2 separate regions of the Homo sapiens genome follow, and region 2 is linked to region 1. The links are chromatin loops, found by intact Hi-C in ENCODE. Cell type or tissue: pancreas. All regions are shown on one strand. Links, peaks and the distances in the headings refer to the core of each region. The heading gives the core; the rest is flanking DNA. Region 1 overlaps FCGBP (Fc gamma binding protein). Region 2 has its middle 12 kb from the start of MIR6719.

Region 1 (2,908 bases), core at 236-2,735:
CACCCTGTCCTGGGACCCCACCCCTGACACCCTTCTCTCTATTTCTCTCCTTCCTGCTCCTTCGTCTGCCCACAGAGATCACCTGCCCAGAAAACAGCCACTATGAGGTCTGTGGCCCACCCTGCCCAGCCAGCTGTCCGTCCCCTGCACCCCTTACGACGCCAGCCGTATGTGAGGGCCCCTGTGTGGAGGGCTGCCAGTGCGACGCGGGTTTCGTGTTAAGTGCTGACCGCTGTGTTCCCCTCAACAACGGCTGCGGCTGCTGGGCCAATGGCACCTACCACGAGGCGGGCAGTGAGTTTTGGGCTGATGGCACCTGCTCCCAGTGGTGTCGCTGCGGGCCTGGGGGTGGCTCGCTGGTCTGCACACCTGCCAGCTGTGGGCTGGGTGAAGTGTGTGGCCTCCTGCCATCCGGCCAGCACGGCTGCCAGCCCGTCAGCACAGCTGAGTGCCAGGCGTGGGGTGACCCCCATTACGTCACTCTGGATGGGCACCGATTCGATTTCCAAGGCACCTGCGAGTACCTGCTGAGTGCACCCTGCCACGGACCACCCTTGGGGGCTGAGAACTTCACTGTCACTGTAGCCAATGAGCACCGGGGCAGCCAGGCTGTCAGCTACACCCGCAGTGTCACCCTGCAAATCTACAACCACAGCCTGACACTGAGTGCCCGCTGGCCCCGGAAGCTACAGGTGAGGAGGGCTGTGGGCCAGACAGGAGCAAGTGCCAGCTCTGGGGTTGCCTGAGATGGTAAGGGCTTCACCATTCCCCTGGGCCCCTTTCACAGCTTAGCTGGGGCATGATGGAAGGGTCAGAGTGTACGCCTAGGAGCCTGGTGGCTTGGCACAGCGGCTTCTTCCTCTCTGAGCCTAGTGTATTCCTCTGTAAACTGGTCTAAGAAAGTACCTGTTTTTGAGAAGGATGAGGAGTCAGTGACATGAGCCTATAGAGGCTCTTTGTTTTTTCTTTTCTGTTTTTCTTTCTTTCTTTCTTTTCTTAGCCTGACTCTGTTGCCCAGGCTGGAGTGCAGTGACAGGATTAGGGCTCACTGTAGCCTGGAACTGCTGGGCTCAATCCATCCTCCCGCCTTGGCCTCCGCCTCCCAAGTGGCTGGGACTAAAGGCGCAGGCCACCATGCTGGCTAATTTTTCATTTTTTTTGTAGAGATGGGGGTCTCACTATGTTGCCCAGGCGGGTCTGAACTTCTGACCTCAAGTGATCCTCCCATCTCGTCCTTCCAAAGTACTGGGATTGCAGGCTTTGCCACCAGGCCCGGCCTATAGATGCTCATTATTATTTTCAGAGGGGAGGTGACATGCTCTGGGTCCCACAGCTAGTAGGTGGTGGGGCCAGGATTCAAACCCGTGTTCTCTCCACTCACCGCGCCCCATCCCCCCGCCGCCATCCCCCGCCCGCAGGTCGACGGCGTGTTCGTGGCTCTGCCTTTCCAGCTGGACTCGCTCCTGCACGCACACCTGAGCGGCGCCGACGTGGTGGTGACCACAACCTCAGGGCTCTCGCTGGCTTTCGATGGGGACAGCTTCGTGCGCCTGCGCGTGCCGGCGGCGTACGCGGCCTCTCTCTGTGGCTTATGCGGGAACTACAACCAGGACCCCGCAGACGACCTCAAGGCTGTGGGCGGGAAGCCCGCTGGATGGCAGGTGGGCGGGGCCCAGGGCTGCGGGGAATGTGTGTCCAAGCCATGCCCGTCGCCGTGCACCCCAGAGCAGCAGGAGTCCTTCGGCGGCCCGGACGCCTGCGGCGTGATCTCCGCCACCGACGGCCCGCTGGCACCCTGCCACGGCCTTGTGCCGCCCGCGCAGTACTTCCAGGGCTGCTTGCTGGACGCCTGCCAAGTTCAGGGCCATCCTGGAGGCCTCTGTCCTGCAGTGGCTACCTACGTGGCAGCCTGTCAGGCCGCTGGGGCCCAGCTCGGCGAGTGGAGGCGGCCGGACTTCTGTCGTGAGTACTGCTCCATGCATGGTCCACATGGTTGGGTCTCTCCCTGCCCTTCCCAGGACTGTAGGACAGCAGCCCCTTCCTCCTCCATGGGGCTCAGGGGCCACTTTCCTTCCTCTGAGCTTGGTATCTCCTGTCACCAAACACCTTGGCACTCACACACTGAAATGCCCCAAGAAAGGTACTGCAGTGAGAGAGAGTTAGAAACACCTAGTCAGAGTGTGGGCGTGGTGGCTCACGCCTGTAATCCCAGCACTTTGGGAGGCCGAGGCAGGTGGATCACCTGAGGTCAGGAAGTTGAGACTAGCCCGGCCAACATGGTGAAATCCCTGTCCCTACTAAAAATACAAGATTTATCTGGGCGTGGTGGTGGGCACCTGTAATCCCAGCTAATCAGGAGGCTGAGGCACTTGAACCCAGGAGGCAGAGGTTGCAGTGAGCCATGATGTGACACTGCATTCCAGCCTGGGCAACAGAGTGAGACACCATCTCAAAAAAAAAAAAAGAAAGAAAGAAAAGAAACACCTAGTCAGAAACCTGGGGTCCAGGACACTGTTGAGGATTGGTGATCCATGCTCTCAGATATCCAAGGCATGTAGATTGGGATGGCTGACTCTGCCTCAGTCACACAGCAAGGTACCCCTGGTTAGGAAGACCTAGTGAGTTACAGCTGGTCAGAGGCCCTTGGTCTGTTGCACACACTGAAATACACCTAGTCACATAGAATAAGTCACATACCTTCAGTGGTATCTGCTCAGATTTTGTACTGAGACTAACTGGTTAGATACACTCAGATAGAATCAGGACTCTTACATAGCCCTGGGCAGATCCACACAGATGCATGGTTAGATAGTCCTAGGCGGTTCCCTTCAGGCAGGTCTCCTGGTCACAGGTATCCTGCCAACTTCACCCAGGCACACCCTTAGGCAGACCATGTCAGAAGGACTCT
Region 2 (2,908 bases), core at 282-2,781, 58 kb after region 1:
TGCACAGAGGAAGGAGGGAGTGCCATTAACTGTATGGACAAGACTGAGAGAGAGTGTGGGCGTGTTTAGCCTCTGACTGGACCCACTGGCCAAACAGGAGCTTATACAAGACTGGCATTGAAGGGTGAGATCTGGGCTGGGAGTAGTTGGCATATTTATGGTATTAAAGCCCAGGATGGGATCACTAAGGGAGGGTGTATAGATGGAAGTGTGGGCTGAGAATGAGAGCAGGGAGGCCCGTGAGGAGGTTGCTGCAATAATCTAGGTGAGATGACAGTGGCCTGTACCAGGGCAGGGGCAGAATGAGTAGTCATTGGAGTCTGGGTGCATTTTGAAGGCAGAACTCACTGTGATTGGTTGTGGGTAGTGATGGAAAGAACCTGACAAGGGCTTCATGAGAACAGAATAGAAGCAGAAGTGAGACAGTGGTGTGACATTCCTCCTTTCCACTGGGCCCTGTGGTCTCTGCTTCTCTTTGCATTGGCTGCTTCCTGTTCTCAGGCAGCTGGGTTGGTCCTGGGTGGACTCTTGCCCCCACTCTATGTGATCTTCCAGCTCAGTTACCCGCAGCCCCTCAGTCTTCATTCCGAATTTCCCAGATAGGAATGGGATTTCCAGGGTCGGGTATCCAACCCTGCTCAACTCACTGGAGCTGGAGGGTTCCTATAGTGATGACTGTCTGCTCAGAAGGGCTGTGGACTGGGCAGGCCCCCCAAACATTCACAGTCACCATGTGTTTCTGACACTTGGTGTACAGGGCGGACATGTGGGTGGGCAGGTGTGGCAGGGGTTGGAGATGATTTGACCCTCTTTTGGCTGATGGGTGAGACAGACCATTTATATTGCCTCAGATGTGTCCTGGATTGAGCAAACAGGAAAGGGGATACCAGGAAGGTGGATCTGGCAGGCCTTGGGCTGTGAAGCGTTAAGGGTCAGTTGGGAGGATTCAGGCGCAGCTTCTGCCTGTTCATGGGTATTCCCAGAGGAGTCAGGGAGACACGCATTACTCTCAACTCAAGAGAGACACAGCAATGGCTGAGACACAGCAATGGCTGAGACAGCCTCCACCTTGCCCTCGCAAAGCTCACAGTCCAGTGGGGAAGACAACCCCAACGGCAGACAGTGACCAGGGCTGGGATGGGGAGGCAGAGGGGTTGGGGCCAGGATAGGGGAGCCACAGGGGGACTGTGGGAGCCAGAGGCAGCTCCTGACCCAGTCTGTGGTGTCAGGTGGGACTTCCTGGCGTGGGGAGCATGTAAGATGAGATCTGAAGGATGAGTCAAACAAAGCGTGCTTTGGAACTCCGCGGGGGACCACCTCGAGCCATATTGCAGAGGAGACTTAAAGTTTTGTGAACGTTTTAAAATTTAATAATTTTAGATTTACAGACAAGTTGCAAAGATGATACAGGGACTTCCCTATACCTACACCCAACTTCCACCTAGTGTTAGCATCTTACATAATTATTGTATATTTGTCAAAACTGAGAAATTAACATGGATTAATATTCTGTTAAACTCCAGACTTGAATCCTATTTCTCCTGTTTTTCCATTAATGTCCTTTTTCTGTTCCAGGATCCAATCCAGGATACCATGTTGCATTTGTTGGTCATTTCTCGTTGGCCTCCTCCAATCTGTGACAATTTCTCAGTCCTTCCTTGTTTTTCATGACCTTGACAGTTCTGAGGAGTACTGGTGAGATGTTTTTGTAGAATGGCCCTCAGTCTGAGGTTGTCTGACATTTTGCTCGTGGTTAGACTGGGATTTTAGGCTTTGGGAAGAATGCTCACTGAGGTGAGGTTAACCTGATCACTTCATGAAAGTGGTGTCTGCAGATTTCCCAACGATAATACCACTATTTTCCCTTTACTCATTTGTTAGAAGCAAGTCACTAAATCCAGCCCACACTCAGAGGAGAGCTAAGCCTGATTCCTGGAGGGAAATAGGGAGATACTTGGAGGCTGCACAAATATCCCATTTCTCCTTCAAGTTTACCCACACATTTTAGCATTCATCAGTGGACCCGGTCTGTAGCAGTTATTACCGTGATATTATAATGATGACTTTCTGTTTCCCTCATTTCTTTACATTTACTATTTAGAATTCCATATGGAAGATTTGTCCCTTCTATCATACTTCACTTATTTTATTTATACAATCATTAGTTTATTTCCGTGTGGACTCATGAATATTTATTAGTTGGGCATACCCCAACATTATTGTAATCAATTTTTTTTTTGCTCAAGTTGTTTTAGCCTTGGCCATCAGCGTTTATCTTTCAGGTTGGCTCCTGTGTTCTTTACTCTTTTTTTTTTCTCCAACACCTTCTTACTTTCTGGCACTGCAAGATATTCCAGGCTCATGTATTCTCCCTGCACCAGCCCTAGAATTAGCTCTTCCTCTAGAGTCACTGGTTCTTTTCATTGGAGAATGGTGTGTAAAAATAAGCATGAGTTCATACTGATACTCTGACACTAGTCTAGTACCAGAGGGTTCATTCTCACCATCCCCCCCTTGCTTTCTTTATAACTCCTTCCTCTGCCAGTGAGAAGCCTGGCTCAGTGGGCTCTTTTTGGTGCTCATCTTATTGGTCATCTTGGCAAAAATCGGCTGTGGTGACCCTGCCTGCCTTCTGTGAGCACACCCTCCCCTTAGTTTCTGTGAGTCTGCTATCCCCTGACATTTCCTCTACGTTTTGCTTCCTTGCGGGCTCCTCTGTTTTCACCAGTCTGTTAAATGTGGTGGGGCTATGTTCTCTCTTCTCACCTTGGGGCCACCTTACCCTCTTTCATGGTCTGTTTCCTATCTCTGTGCAGATGACACACTCTGTCCTTAGCCCTGACCTCTACTCTGAGCCCTAGACCTGGAGGATCCGGAGGCCTCATGGACAATCCCCCAATCCCAACTG

What was found. A loop is a pair of places that touch in the nucleus more often than their neighbours do. Peaks named below come from ENCODE experiments on the same cell type or tissue, not always from the same donor. Only the 100,000 strongest peaks of a DNase experiment are listed, where the experiment ranks them.
Region 2: a loop joins it to region 1, with 7 times the contacts of the local background. A loop is called at or near these places in 1 of 110 quality-filtered maps.

The regions. Positions count from the first base shown.
Region 1 is chr19:39,874,442-39,877,349 of GRCh38, reverse strand. FCGBP (Fc gamma binding protein) reads left to right here. Exons shown (of 36, transcript NM_003890.3): 29 at 76-692; 30 at 1,419-1,962. Among named protein-coding and RNA genes, the nearest start is that of FBL, 30 kb to the right of the region's middle. In pancreas, for the core only: no CTCF peak of the experiment used is centred there; a DNase peak (open chromatin) is centred at 1,764.
Region 2 is chr19:39,816,380-39,819,287 of GRCh38, reverse strand. No RefSeq gene overlaps it. Among named protein-coding and RNA genes, the nearest start is that of MIR6719, 12 kb to the left of the region's middle. In pancreas, for the core only: no CTCF peak of the experiment used is centred there; no DNase peak of the experiment used is centred there.